Linked DNA regions of Homo sapiens: region 1 is linked to region 2. A link is an interaction called in ENCODE POLR2A ChIA-PET data of the cell type or tissue named here. Cell type or tissue: Panc1. All regions are shown on one strand. Each heading gives the region's core, and the rest is flanking DNA. Links, peaks and the distances in the headings are about the cores only.

The links. ChIA-PET counts read pairs that join two places held together with the same protein. Peaks named below come from ENCODE experiments on the same cell type or tissue, not always from the same donor. Only the 100,000 strongest peaks of a DNase experiment are listed, where the experiment ranks them.
Region 1: POLR2A ChIA-PET joins it to region 2 with 9 read pairs; 16 of 35 experiments call an interaction of 5 or more read pairs at or near these places.

Annotation. Positions count from the first base shown.
Region 1 is chr20:484,596-491,821 of GRCh38, reverse strand. It overlaps CSNK2A1 (casein kinase 2 alpha 1), which reads left to right. Exons shown (of 14, transcript NM_177559.3): 10 at 1,941-2,042; 11 at 3,044-3,144; 12 at 4,247-4,395; 13 at 5,360-5,446. Among named protein-coding and RNA genes, the nearest start is that of TBC1D20, 26 kb to the right of the region's middle. In Panc1, for the core only: no CTCF peak of the experiment used is centred there; no DNase peak of the experiment used is centred there.
Region 2 is chr20:354,792-363,071 of GRCh38, reverse strand. NRSN2 (neurensin 2) reads right to left here. Exons shown (of 5, transcript NM_001323682.2): 5 at 8,210-8,280. Among named protein-coding and RNA genes, the nearest start is that of NRSN2, 12 kb to the right of the region's middle. RefSeq lists a silencer at 6,533-6,827. In Panc1, for the core only: no CTCF peak of the experiment used is centred there; no DNase peak of the experiment used is centred there; H3K27ac peaks cover 2,740 bases.

The DNA of each region.
Region 1 (7,226 bases), core at 1,809-6,808, 130 kb before region 2:
CTCCCAAGTAGCTGGGACTACAGGCACCCACCACCACCCCAGCTAATTTTTCTTGTATTTTTAGTAGAGACTGGGTTTCACTGTGTTAGCCAGGATGGTCTCGATCTCCTGCCCTCGTGAGCCACCACGCCCGGCCTTTTGTTTGTTTTCTGAGGCAGGGTTTTGCTCTGTTGCCCAGGCTGGAGTGCAATGCCATGATCATAGCTGACTGCAGCCCCGAACTTCTGGGCTCAAGTGATCCTTCCAGCTTAGCCTCCTGAGTAGCTGGGACTACAGGCGTGCACTACCACACCCAGCTAATTTTTAATTTTTTTGTGTGTAGAGAGAAAGTCTCACTATGTTGCCCAGGCTGATCTCAAACTCCTGGGCACAACCCATCCTCACACCTTGGCTCCCCAAAGTGCTGAGATTACAGGCATGAGCCACCATGCCCATCCTGTAACTAAGTTTAACCAATCTTCAGAGTAAATTCAAGAATGTTTTCTTGTTCTTCTGAATTGTATACTAAATAAAAAGGTCTTCTCCCCAGCTCCCCCAAAAAGCCTTCTTTCTCCTCACAGAAAAAGGAGAAAGGAACCAAATTAATAATAGATTTGCCAAGTGTTTAAAAATCTGAAGTTTTCTTGGGAGTATCTTTTATGCCCAGTCTTTCCAGGTTATTATCAGTTGATTTTAAAAGTTTCAGACTTTTTGTTCTTGTAGGAATTTCTTTCTTGGGGTCTTAAGGCTATAGCCCTGAGTTCAAAAAGCATTTTATGCATAAAAATAGTTTTTACAGTATTACTAATAATTGTGAAAAACAGAACACTGTCCTATTATAGGAAAATTAAAGATTGAATTCTGAAACATTTATGTAATAAAATACTAATGATACACATTAGATGGTCTCCATGGGCTAACAATTTGGAGGTTTTTTTTTTTTTTTTTTCATGTAAGTGAAGAAAACAATTCAAAATAGTATGTATATTAGCTGAGCATAGTGGTGTATGCCTGTAATCCTACCTACTCAGGAGGCCTAAGCCCAGGAGTTGGAGGCTGCAGTGAGCTATGATCACGCCACTACACTCCAGCCTGGGCAACAGAGCAAGACCCTGTGTCTTTAAAAAAAAAAAAAAAAGAGCCAGGCACAGTGGCTCACGCCTATAATCCCAGCACTTGGAAAGGCCAAGGCAAGTGGATCACAAGGTCAGGAGCTCAAGACCAGCCTGGCCAAGATGGTGAAACCCTGTCTCTACTAAAAATACAAAAAAATTAGCCAGGCGCGGTGGTGGGCGCTTGTAATCCCAGCTACTCAGGAGGCTGAGGCAGAGAATTGCTTGAACCTGGGAAGCTGAGTTGCAATGAGCCAAGATCACACCCCTGCAGCCTGGGCGACAGAGCAAGACTCTGTCTCAAAAAAAAAAAAAAAAAGTAAAAATTGTTTTAAAACCGAGTGAAAGATGCATAAAAGAAAAAACTAAAAAAAAAACTAAAAAAAAAAAAAAAAGAAAAAACTAGCCAGGCACGGTGGGTCATGCCTGTAATCCTAGCACTTTGGGAACCTGAGGCGAGCAGATCATGAGGTCAGGAGTTTGAGACCACTGGCCAACGTAGTGAAACCCCGTCTCTACTAAAAATACAAAATTAGCCAGGCATGGTGGCACGCGCCTGTAGTCCCAGCTAGTCAGGAGGCTGAGGCAGGAGAATTGCTTGAACCCGGGAGGCGGAGGTTGTGGTGAGCCAAGATTGCGCCACTGCACTCCAGCATGGGCAGCAGAGTGAGACTCTGTCTCCAAAAAAAAAAAAAAGAAAGACTAAAAAGAAATATATGAAGATGTTATTAGTGTTTTGATTTTGAGTCAGTGGAGTGATTTTTTTTTAATTTTAAAAATTAATTTTTTATTTTGAAGTGACAAGCCTGAGGATTCACAGATAATAACAGTGAGTTTACTTTTATGCAGATGTACGATTATAGTTTGGATATGTGGAGTTTGGGTTGTATGCTGGCAAGTATGATCTTTCGGAAGGAGCCATTTTTCCATGGACATGACAATTATGATCAGGTAATATATGTTATACCCATTGAAAAATGTACTGGCCTAATGCAATGATAGCCAGCACTGCCTGTAACTTTCAGTTCACTGTTTATTCAGCCACCCCGATATTGATCCTTAGATTGATGTTTCGGGAGCTACCAGCTTAGCCTTTTGAAATCAGACATTCCCCCCTAGTCTTTGTCATTTGCATTGCTTATTTTATTGTGAAGAATACATATAAATTGTCATCCAGATTTTTAAAATAGGACATTACCTTAGAATTCTCCTAATAAACCCTTATCTCCAATATGGTGTTTTCTCCAATATGTGAGCCCATATGTGGTATTTCTGTGATCCTTTTGGCTCTTTATATGGGTTGAGTTACAGATGTTTCTTAAACTAACTCCACTTCCCCCTTGAAGATCAAAGGGCTCTTTCATTCACAAGAACCTGGAATGATTCTAGGACCTTGTGGAAGGTACCATTGTCTTGTTCCCTTTGAGCACCATGTCCAATTTTAATGAGTCAAAGAATACAACCTGAATTCCATTAAAGTCAATAACTCTGTATCAAGTGCATGCAGTACTGAGGAATACAGAAAAAAGAAAGAATAGTTTTCTTCCCCTCAGATAGTTCATAGCTGATCTTGTAAGGGAGTCAAACATACAACAAAATAGGTTACAGTCATAACTTCAGAGTAGAAATGTGGACAAGGCACAAAAGGCAGTAGTGGTGAGTAGTTTGAGTGTGCAATGGGAGCTTCCCAAAAGAAGTGACATCTTCAATTGGGTTTTGAGGGGAGAAAAATAAGGGTTCACCAGGGTGACATTTCAAGAGGAAGAAACCAGTTTATAAAGTAGTTTGCTTTTTCTAACACTATCACATTGAGTTGAAGTCTAAACTGTTAGGAGGTAGCATTCATACCTGTAGACATGATGACCCGTTTATGTAAATTCAATCATTGTTAATTGTTGATTTGTTAATATAATATGCTTGTGATATGGGTTTTTGTCTTTCTTTAATACTAGTTGGTGAGGATAGCCAAGGTTCTGGGGACAGAAGATTTATATGACTATATTGACAAATACAACATTGAATTAGATCCACGTTTCAATGATATCTTGGGCAGGTAAGTCATGAAACAAAATATGTGCATCTGTGGCTTAAGCACTTTGAGAGTGAACTGGCACTTAGGATCTTCAAAATAGTTATGTTTTCTTTGCCAGCACTGTCAGGATGTCAGTGGTCCAGTGCCACAGGATGCTGCATTGAGCAGGCCTCTGATAAAGGCATTGGATTGAATGGCCCTTTATTCAAATTAACTTACAGGAGTCTGATGGAGGGGTTATAGCTAGAGGATTCCTACAAAATGAATGTAGATTCTAGTAGAAGGGTTACAGTTGAGGCAAAAATCAAAATTTACCTTGCTTCTTTAAGTGAAAAACCTCTCTCCAAGAGAAAGAAATTGAAGTAGAAAATGCATGCTTTAAGACTGATGTGCAGGCTGGGCACGGTGGCTCATATCTGTAATCCCAGAACTTTAGGAGGATCACTTGAGCCCAGGAGTTGGAGACCAGCCTGGACAACATAATGAGACCCTCGACTCCATGCATGGTGATGTGTGGCAGTAGTCCAGACTACTAGGAAGCTGAGGCAGGAGCTTCCCTTGAGCCCAGGAGGGAATGCTACAGAGAGCAATGAACATGTGGCTGCGCTCCAGTCTGGGCAACAGAGTGAGACCCTGTCTCCAAAAAAAAAAAAAAAAAGGCTATATGCAGACAACCGACTCTTAACAGTAGTGACTAGATATAGTACTTATACACTTAACCACTCAACAGGAGGAGATGGACTTTCCTGATGCAAAGGCTTTTGCTGGCCAATTGGCAGAGATGCCAGGAATATGTGTGGGGATGGGAAATAGGCCTGGTGAGCTCAGCCACCTGACCCTCCTTGCTACACAGAAGCGGTCACGTCCTGTCAAGTAACCTGAATTATGTTTCTTAAAATTGAGAGGACTCAGATGTCTTTTTTCACTCTAGCTATGTTGTTTCCAGTCTCCAGTTAGCTTTGTTGTCCCACTCAGTGGCAGAGCGGTGCAAGACTACCCTCTTGAGTTTGGATCCCTCTTTGCTTTTGTCTGGGCTGTTAGCCACTAAGAAAAATGTAGGAATGAAATGTTGGGCTTCTGTGCCCACGTGGCCCATTTCTCATGCCCTCTTTTGGTCCTGCAGACACTCTCGAAAGCGATGGGAACGCTTTGTCCACAGTGAAAATCAGCACCTTGTCAGCCCTGAGGCCTTGGATTTCCTGGACAAACTGCTGCGATATGACCACCAGTCACGGCTTACTGCAAGAGAGGCAATGGAGCACCCCTATTTCTGTGAGTCCAGATATCTAGCCCACAGAGTTTGTGCAGGCGCAGAGTCCTATAGAACAGAGTCGTAATCCCAGCTCCTGTCAGCTTGCTGCAAAGTTAATTCACCCACACTGAGCCTCAGATTCTTCCAGTGGGGATAGTGATGGCAACTACATTGCAGAATTACTGGAAGAATTCTTCTGTAACAGAATACATGACACAAGAGCATTCCTAAATAAACTCTTTTCATACTGTGAGGATGACACTTCTCAGTGCCTCAGTCTGGAATGGTTGAATTAGAATACACAGCCCTGTATCTTTCCTGTCCCTAGTAATCATTCGTTGGAAAGAGCTAATGAGGCTTACAAATCTTAAAATTGTATGAACACCTTGACTTAGATTTGTGAGTATAGCCACCTGTGCCATCCTAAGTGAAAATACCACTGAGACCCACCCCATCTGCACTGTGATGTTAGCTGCAACATGACATTTTTCCTTCGGTGTGATGGTTTTGTACTGAATCATTTATACTTTTGCCCAATACCTGAAGCAGATAGATAGGCTGATTGGGATAGAGAATGTGGTCATAGCCCTAAGCTACATGGACCTATAGCTTTGGCCTACTTGGTACTGGGCTGTGGACACACTGGTAATATATTACCGTCTTTGCCGAGTTACAGTGTCTTGTCTCCATTAAACCTCAACAGGACCAGGGCTTCATTAAATTCGCTCTGCTATAAATAATTACCTCATCTTTCTACCATTTGATTGAAAGGTTAGCTTTTACCACAGTTTGATAGGAAAGCTATTTCTGCTTTTTACCACTTGTCTAATTCATGGTGAAGGCAATTGCCACCTTAAGTTCTTTGGGGAATAATGTAGAGTATATATAAATTGCAAAGAATGAAGCTGGCTGCTTTCAGGCTTCCAGACCATTAGTTTAATCTTTCAAGCAAAACAGAACCTAGCCTTTTTGTCTCTTTTCTAGACACTGTTGTGAAGGACCAGGCTCGAATGGGTTCATCTAGCATGCCAGGGGGCAGTACGCCCGTCAGCAGCGCCAATATGATGTCAGGTCAGTTCATTGGTAAATTTTCTTTAAAAAAATGTGGAAGTCAATTACTGTTCTTAGCTTTGTGGTCTGATTTCTTGTATACCTTCTCTTCTCCGTACTGGTGGCCTTGTGACTTTTTTTTAACCAGGTTTCAGCATGCTTGACATTTGGTATACTTTAGTGATACTGTCTTGAGTAGGGTATCCCCTTCTAGGCTAGAATCTCAGCATTCCTGGCTGAAAATTTTTGGCATAGGGGCTTGAAAGTGCCAAGCCATGAAAAGGAAAAATACACCATTTCATCTTATAGTTTGAAATGACAGTAGTTACATGGCCCTTAGAAACAATGTTAAGAAATGGGGTATAGAGGTGGGGTTTATACATAGGTGTGTATGTGTACAAGGACAGTTCCGTGACATGTGCCAGAGCAACTATAGAGTGCCTATCAGTTGTAAAAACATAAGTAAAATGGTTTTCCATTATTGGATCATTGTGACGCACAGTGAATTTTTATAGAGTACCCAGTTATTCCAAAGGAACTACAGGCACATAGCATAAGAATTATACATATAGGCAACATCCAAGTGGGTGCATATCTGGTAGTGAAGGCATTTACTTACATATCCTCAAATAATTGCTGTTGCCCTCCTCTTTTTTAAGAAAAGAACTAACTGCCTTCTAGAATTTACCCCTTGAGTATCCTACCTCTGTACAGAGTAATGTATATCCAAACTTACTTGTAGCCTTATTTGTAATAACAAAACATTGAGAATAGCTATCAGTAGGAAACTGGTTAAATCAGTTATGGTATATCCATTTAATGGAATGTGGTGCAGCCAGTAGAATAAGAGTTTCATGTTCTGTTAGATCTCCAACTCCAATATAATAATGTGAAATTTAAAACGCAAGATGCAGGGCCAGGTGCAGTGGCTCATGCCTGTAATCCCAGCACTTTGGGAGGCTGAGGCGGGTGGGTCACTTGAGGTCAGGAGTTCGAGACCAGCCTGGCCAGCATGGCGAAACCCTGTCTCTACTGGAAATACAAAAAATTAGCTGGGCGTGGCGGCGGCGCCTTTAATCCCAGCTACTTGGAGGCTAAGGCAAGATAATCGCTTGAACTTGGGAGGCAGAGGTTGCAGTGAGCCGAGATCGCACCGTTGCCCTCCAGCCTGGGTGAGAGTGAGACTCTGTCTCAAAAGAAAAAGTGAGATGCAGAGCCATGTCTAAGAGGAGTGGAGAAGAATGTATAATAATGTTCTCATATATATATATATATATATATATATATTTTTTTTTTTTTTTTTTTTTTTTTTTTTTTTTTTTTTTTTTTTGGAGACAAGGTCTTGCTCTGTGGCCAAGGCTGGAGTGCAGTGGCACAATCTCAGCTGCTGCAGCCTCCGCCTCCCGGGTTCAAGCGATTCTCCCACCTCAACCTCCCAGGTAGCTGGGACTACAGGCGCCCGCCATGACGCCCAGCTAATTTTTGTATTTTTAGTAGAGATGGGGTTTCACCATGTTGGCCAGGCTGGTCTTGAACTCCTGACCTCAGGTGATCCGCCCAACTTGGCCTCCCAAAGTGCTGGCATTACAGGCGTGAGACACTGCACCTGGCCTTTGTATACTTTTTTGAACCTTTTGTATTTTGAACCATGTGAATGTATTACCTGTGTGTACACACACACACACACACACACACACACACAAAAACATGATTAGAGAGGTGGAAGAAATCAAATGGAAATAAATTCCAAAACACAATTTTATCTTAGAAAATGCTCTTTCCCCATTCAAATTGACTTTCA
Region 2 (8,280 bases), core at 1,924-6,923:
GGTGGGAGAATCCCTTGAGCCTGAGAGGTAGAGGTTGCAGTGAGCTGAGACTGCACTCCAGCCTGGGCAACAGAGCAAGACCCTGTCTCAAAATAAATAAATAAATAAATAAATAAATTCACTCCCTCCCCCATTCCATTCTTCACTTATTTACTTACCCCTTCCTTCCTTCACTCACTCGCTCATTCATTCATTCATTGAGTCAATGGCTCACTTACTCCCTCATTCCTGGCCTCCAGGATGGAAGCAAAGCTGCAGCCCTGCCTCCCCACAAACTCCTCCCCTCACACAGCCTATATCTGCTGAGTGCCCATCAGATGCCAAGTCCTGACAGCTCTTCCCCTGCCACACCTGGTCCATGGACCCTGCCCAGGTGCACACCCTGGTGGACATCCTGTTTATCTCCCTTCTCCCTGCCCTGACCACGTGTCCCGGGCCGGATGCTTATGAAATCCTGTCAGTTCTTCCATCACAGGGGCCCTGCTGGCCTGATGCCCAGAGCTTGGTTTTGAGCCATGTGCTCTGGGACATGGCAAGGCTGGGATTGGAAGCTCACAGCCCTGGTGACACCAAGCCAAGCTGAGACTCAGAGCAAGGCCAGGGTTGCCGGTCCCATCCATGCACATCCATGGAGCACACCTGTGAATGGACTCAACATGAGAATGTGGGCCAGACAAGGCCATGCCATGTCCAAGGTCACAGGGAATGTCAATGAGGGAATCCAGCCATAGCACATCTCTTCACTCATGGATGCATCTGCACAGTGGTGGAGGGAGACACCGTTGCCTAATATTATAGGGCCAGGGTTTGAATCTCAGCCATTTGACTTTGGGCAAGCCACTTCACTTCTCTGAGCTTTATCTTTTTTACTTTTTTTTTTTTTTTTCTTTGAGACAGAGTTTCATTCTGTCACCCAGGCTGGAGTGCAATGGCGTGATCTTGGCTCACTGCAACCTCCACCTCCTGGGTTCAAGCGATTCTCCTGCCTCAGCCTCCTGAGTAGCTGGGATTACAGGTGCATGCCACCACACTCAGCTAATTTTTGTATTATTTTTAGTAGAGACAAGGTTTTACCATGTTGGCCAGGCTGGTCTCCTGAGCTCAGGTGATCCACCTGCCTTGGCCTCCCAAAGCGCTGAGATTACAGGCGTGAGCCACAGCTCCCGGCTGCTTTATCTTTCCTTACATACAGTAGGTGCTCAGTAAATGTAGCTGCTAAAAAATTCAGTAGCAGAGTGAGTGCAAATGCAGCGTGTCAGTGTCTGCAGACCTCCTCGTCATCATTTACATGCCCGCTGATGTGCATCCAGGCATGTAATGTGCTATTCAAGAACTTGGGTGGGTCCCTCCATTTACATTTCACTGCATGTGTCTGTGAGGTCTTCAGAGCTGATTTTTTTTTTTCTCAAAATGCACATCATTCCTGGTGTGGTGTTGTGGAGGATTTTCTGAGCGCTCGTCATAGACAGGAATTGGTGTGTATCTGAATAGACATGGGTGTGCTTGCCTGTGTCTGTGTGGACCTGTGTGAGGGGTTATGAGTATGACCTCCAACCTTATCAGGTTAGTTCATTGGTAGAATCTGTGTGGTCATTTCTGCATCCGGGGCATTCTGGACCTGGATTACTTGGGTTCAAATTTCAGCTCCACTAGCTATGCCATCTCGGACAGGACGCTTAAACACTCCATACTGTTTGCTTTTCTGTGAATTGGAGATAATGGTAACCACCTTATGGTGGTATGAGGACTGCAAGACCTAATGTATGTGATGGACTGAGTACAGAGCCTGGCATGGACAAGCGCTTGTCTCTCACTGCCCCCGTGACTGCCCCGTGATAGGATATTACTTTGTTATTCTATTACAGTACTTACCCAGGTATATTGCCATTTGCTGTCCACAGGACTGTCCTTTCCACTAGACTGTGAGTCCCTATAGGACAGGACCCTGTCTGAGCCATCCATCATTATAGATTATGTGTTGCCTGCTAGTTCTGAACCTCAGACTTCTCTCTTTCATAATAACAGCTGGCATTTAGGGAGCATGTCTACGTGCCAGGTGCTGTGTTAAGTGCATTAAGCTTCATACAATCTCAAGGGATTGGTATCCTTGTTGCTCCTATTTTGGAGATGAAAAAAACTCCTGACACTCAGAACGGTTAAGAAACTCAGGTTCACACAGTGGCTTGAACACTGGCAGACAGATTCACTCTCAGCCTGCACTAGATATAAGTTGTGGGAGGAGATTGTGGGGGCAGGAATGTTGCTGAACAGAAGGAATGCCTGCCTTTCGGACTGCTCCAGCAGGCTCTCTCTCACTCCACCCCCATTAATCCCTCCCCCATCTATATGAATATCACTGTTTTTGGCCGGGTGCGGTGGCACATGCCTGTAATCCCAGCACTTTGGGAGGCCAAGGTGGGAGGATCACCTGAGGTCAGGAGTTTGAGACTAGCCTGACCAACATGGAGAAGCCCTGTGTCTACTAAAAGTACAAAATTAGCCGGGGGGCGTGGTGACACATGCCTGTAATCCCAGCTACTCGGGAGGCTGAGGCAGGAGAATCGCTCGAACCTGGGAGGCGGAGATTGCGGTGAGCCAAGATCGCGCATTGCACTCCAGCCTGGGCAATAAGAGCGAAACTCTGTCTTAGAAAAAAAAAAATCACTGTTCTGTCTCTTACCCTGGGGCATCTCAGCCCCCTGCCCTAGCACAGTGCTCCCAGGGACCAGGCAGTGGCCCCAGATCAATCCTTCTTTGGTCCAGTTGTGGGTGAGTTAGAAGGGCTTCTCTGAGCTAACCTAGTCCCCTGGGCCAGTAGGGATGGGGAGGGCATGCCAGACTCAGCACGAGGGCGGGAGCCTCCAGGGTGGTGTGGGGGTTGGGTGCTCAGACTCTTGGATAGAAGAGGGGTGGAGCAGAAGGTAGACCCCACTGGTCAGCCTCCTCTCCTTCCCAGATCTTCCCACCTCAGAGAGGAGAGGGAATGGTCCTTTCTTAGGTCCTTTTTGGGGTGTGTTAAACCAGATCCCTGTTATTCCATCTTGACCACAGTAATTTTTTTTTTTTTTTTTTTGAGACGGAGTCTCGCTCTGTGGCCCAGGCGGGAGTGCAGTGGCGCAATCTCGGCTCACTGCAAGCTCCGCCTCCCGGGTTCACGCCATTCTCCTGCCTCAGCTACTCGAGCAGCTGGAATTACAGACACATGCCACCACGCCCAGCTAATTTTTGCATTTTTAGTAGAGACAGGGTTTCACCATGTTGGCCAGGCTGATCTCAAACTCCTGACCTCAAGTAATCTGCCCTTCTTGGCCTCCCAAAGTGCTGGGATTACAAGCGTGAGCCACTGTGCCCGGCCAGCAATCGTATTTTTTGCTATTTTGAAATAATTGTAGATTTATTGAAGAGTTACATGGACAGTACAGGGAGATCCTGTGTATCCTTCAGCCACGTCTCCTTAGTCTCCTCCAACCTGAGACCGTTTCTTGTCCTTTCCTTGTCTTTCGTGACCTGGACACATTTGAAGAGTGCTGGTCAGATCTTTTGTAGAATGGGTCTTCTCATGATTAGGCTGACGTTACGGATTTGGGGGAAGAATGCCACTCAGGCCAAGTGCCCTTCTCACCACATCATTTCAGAGGCTGTGATATCAACAAGACTTTTGACTGGTGGTGCCAGCCTTCATTTGGTTAAGGTGGTGTCTGCCAGATTTTTCCACTGTGAAGTCACTGTTTTTGCCTTTCCACATTCTACTTGTTAGAAGCAAGTTGCTGAGTCCAGCCCACACTCAAGAGGAGAAAAATTAAGCTCCATTTCCTAGATGGCAGAGCATCAAAGAACATGTATGCATATGTTAAAACCACCATACTAATTAATACATATTTGGGGATAGATACTTTGAGGCTATGCAAATATTTTGTTTCAAGCCTGGTGGGGTGGTATGTGCCTGTAGTAGCAGCTACTGGGGAGCATGAGGTGGGAGGATCCCATTGAGCCTAGGAGTTCCAGACCAGCCTGGACAATGTAGTAAGATCCCGTTTCTAAAAAAAAAACCTTGTTTCTCCTTAAAGTTTCACCCACTCATTTTATTGTTCATTGGTAGATGTTGCCTGCAGCAATTATTATTCCGGTGTTCTAATGATGATTTTTCAATTTCTCTCAATCCTTCTACATTTACTAATTGGAATTCTTCTGTAAGAAGACTTGTCCTGGCTGGGCACGGTGGCTCACACCTCTAATCCCAGCACTTTGGGAGGCCGAGGCCAGGAGTTGGGAGTTCAAGACCAGCCTGACCAACATGGAGAAACCCCGTCTCTACCTAAAATACAAAATTAGCCAGGTGTGGTGGCGCATGACTATAATCCCAGCCACTCGGGAGGCTGAAGCAGAATTGCTTGAACCCAGGAGGCGGAGGTTGCCGTGAGCCGAGATCACACCATTGCACTCCAGCCTGGGCAACAAGAGTGAAATTCCATCTCAAAAAAAAAAAAAAAAAGAAAAGAAAAGAAAAGAAAAGAAAAAAGACTTGTCCTTCCCCCCAATTTTTTTTTTAAGAGAGACAGGGTTTTGCTTTGTTACTCAGTATTCAGGCTAAAGTGCAGTGGTGTGATCCTCCTGCCTCAGCCTCCCAAATATTAATAGCTGAGACTACAGGCGTGTGCCACCATGCCCAGCTAATTTTTAATTTTTTGTAGAGATGGGGCCTTGCTATGTTGCCCTATGTTGCCCAGGTTGGTCTTGAACTCCTGGCCTCAAGTGATCCTCCTGCGTTGGCCTCCCAAAGTACTGGGATGACAGGCGTGAGCCACTGCACTCAGCCTTACCGTATTTTATTAATAGTCCCCTACCATGAGCATTTAGGTTGTTTCCAAATGCTTTAATTACAAATAATACTATAGTGTTCCAACATGTAGAGTTGAATCTATAGATCCACCTGCATAAGAGGGAGAAATCAAAGGGCATGTGTATTTTCTATTTTGATATTGTCAAACTGCCTGCACCATTTATACTCTGTGTTAGCTTCCTTTTATTTTTTTGAGATGGAGTTTCGCTCTGTCGCCCAAGCTGGAATGCAATGGCGCGATCTTGGCTCACTGCAACCTCCACCTCCCGAGTTCAAGTGATTGTCATGCCTCAGCCTCTCAAGTAGCTGGGATTACAGACACGTGCCACCATGCCTGGGTAATTTTTGTATTTTCAGTAGAGATAGGGTTTCACCATGTTGCCCAGGCTGGTCTCCAACTCCTGACCTCAGGTGATCTGCCCACGTTGGCCTCCCAAAGTGCTGGGATTACAGGTGTGAGCCACTCCACCTGGCCGGCATGGTTGCATTTTTTTGTTTTTTGTTTTTCCTGTTTTTGAGATGGGGTTTCGCTCTTGTTGCCCAGGCTGGAGTGCAATGGTGCGATCTCAGCTCACCACAATCTCCGCCTCCCAGGTTCAAGTGATTCTCCTGCCTCAGCCTCCCGAGTAGCTGGGATTACAGGCATGTGCCACCATGCCTGGGTGATTTTGTATTTTTAGTAGAGACGGGGTTTCTCCATGTTGGTCAGGCTGGTCTCGAACTCCCAACCTTAGGAGATCCACCTGCTTCGGCCTCCCAAAGTGCTGGGATTACTGGCTTGAGCCACTGCGCCTGGCCTGGTTGCAATTCTAATAGGCTGCTCAGGGAAGGCCTTGCTGAGAAGGTGATGTTTGAGCAACGACTTGAAGGAACTGCCCATGTCGTCAACTGGGGAGGAGTACCCCAGCAGAGGGAACAGTGAGGCAAAGGCCCTGAGTCAGGATCCTGGCTGGAGAGGACACAGGAACCTGGAGAGTGGTGGGAGTTGGGGTTACAGAGGAAAGTGCGGGGGGAGTGGAAATCAGCAAATTGTGTAGGGCCTTGGAGGCCACAGGGAGGGTTTTGGCTACTCTGAGTTAGGTGGGAGCCATGGGAAGGTTTGGAGCGGAGGAGGAACATGACCTAGTTTATGTTCTAACAAGATCTGTCTGGCTACTGTGTAGTAATTAGACTTGGGGAGTCAAGGCGTGGAGTAGGGTGGGGTTCAAAACTCAGAAGCCAGGAGACCGGGGGAAGCTGGTGCAATGATCCAGATCGAGGCGCTGGTCGCTGGTGGTTCAGACCATGGAATCAGCCACGGGGATGTCGAGGTGTAGTTGGGTACAGGATATATTTCCAAGGTTGAGTTGACAGGACTTGCTGATGGATTGGATACAGGGTGTGAGGAAAGAGAGGAGGTTTTGGCTGGAGCAGCCAGAAGAATGGGGACGCTACTCTCTAAGACGTGGGCAGCATAGTAGAGGCAGGTTTGGTCAGGGAGGGGTGGTAACAAGGAGAACAGTTTGAGATAGTTGAGTTTAAATTCAACATCCAGGTGAATGCAGATGGGAACGCAAGCCTGGAGTTTAGGAAAAACTAGGTTTGAGAATAATAGCCGCCACCTCAGAGGTTGTCGTCCTGGTTAAATGAATTCCCGAATTCTGTAAGGCACTAAGAACAAGGCCCAGCCCCTGGTGAGTGCCAAAAGGGGTTAATTACTCTTCCAGGCCTGGAAAAGATCTTACCTTTGGCTTCAGCCCCCTCTCCCACACCCTGGCCCTCACATTCCTTTCAGAACTAGAGGAAGTGTGTTCTCAAGGTGGCTGAGAAATCTCCTTCCCACCCAAAGACAGGAGCTCCACACTCAGGCAATAGGCCAATCAGGCTAAGCACTTTTTTTTTTTTTTTTTGAGACAGAGGCTTGCTCTGTTGCCCAGGCTGGAGTGCAATGGTGTGAACTTGGTTCACTGCAACCTCCACCACCCGGGTTCAAGCAATTCTCCTGCCTCAGTCTCCCGAGTAGCTGGGATTACAGGCATGCACCACCATGCTCAGCTAATTTTTGTATTTTTAGTAGTTATGGGGTTTTACCATGTTGGCCAGGCTGGTCTTGAACTCCTGACCTCAGGTGATCCACCCACCTCGGCCTCCCAAAGTCCTGGGATTACAGGCGTGAGCCACCTCGCCTGGCCCAGCCACCCCTCCAGGCCCTAGGCTGAGCATTTAAATCCACTGCAGGACTTGGGTGGAGCTGGAGGCCATTATCCTAAGTGAAGTAACTCAGGAACGGAAATCCAGATACGGTAGGTTCTCACTTATATAAGCGGAAGCTAAGCTATGAGGATGCATAGGCATACAGAGTGATATAACGAACTTTGGGGACTGAGTCCAGGGAGGTTGGGAGGGGATGAGGGATAAAAAACTGCGTATTGGGTACAGTATACACTGCTCAGGTGATAGGTGTACTAAAATCTCAGAATCACTATAGAACTAATTCATGTAACCAAAACCCACTTTGACCCCAAAGGCTACTGAAATAAAAAGAATTAAAAATAGGCCGGGCGCGGTGGCTCACGCCTGTAATCCCAGCACTTTGGGAGGCCGAGGCGGGCGGATCACGAGGTCAGGAGATTTGAGACCATGCTGGCTAACATGGTGAAACTCTGTCTCTACTAAAAATACAAAAAATTAGCTGGGTGTGTTGGCAGGCACCTGTAGTCCCAGCTACTCATAGTCCCAGCTACTTGGGAGGCTGAGGCAGGAGACTGGCATGAACCCGGGAGGCGGAGCTTGCAGTGAGCTGAGCTCGTGCCACTGCACTCCAGCCTGGGTGACAGAGCCAGACTCCGTCTCGAAAAAAATAAAAAAGAATTAAAAATAAAAATAAAAAATAAATCACTCACCTCTCTGATCATCAGTTACCGCATCTGTAAAATGAAGACAATAAGTCTGGGTAAGGTGGCTCACCCGGTAATCCCAGCACTTTGGGAGGCCGAGGCAGGCGGATCATTTGAGGTCAGGAGTTCAAGACCAGCCTGGCCAACATGGTAAAACCCCGTCTCCACTATAAATACAAAAATTAGCCAGGCGTGGTGGCGTGCACCTGTAATATCAGCTACTTGGGAGGCTGAGGCAGGAGAATTGGTTGAACCCAGGAGGCAGAGGTTGCAGTGAGCCAAGATCGCCCCACTGCATTCCAGCCTGGGCGACAGAGCGAGACAACATCTTAAAAAAAAAAAAAAGAAGACAATAATTCCTTTCTCAACAGGTTATCCTGAGGAGCGAATGAGAAATAATGGGTCGTGCCCAGCACACAGTAGGTGCTCCTGAGTCTGTGTCTTTCTCCTCCCCACGCCCCAGTGGCCAGGGAGAAAGGAAACAAAGTCAGTATCCATCCCAGCTGTTTATTGAAAGGGAAGGTGGGATGGAAGGGGTGCAGGATGAGGAGGGGGCGTGAGGCA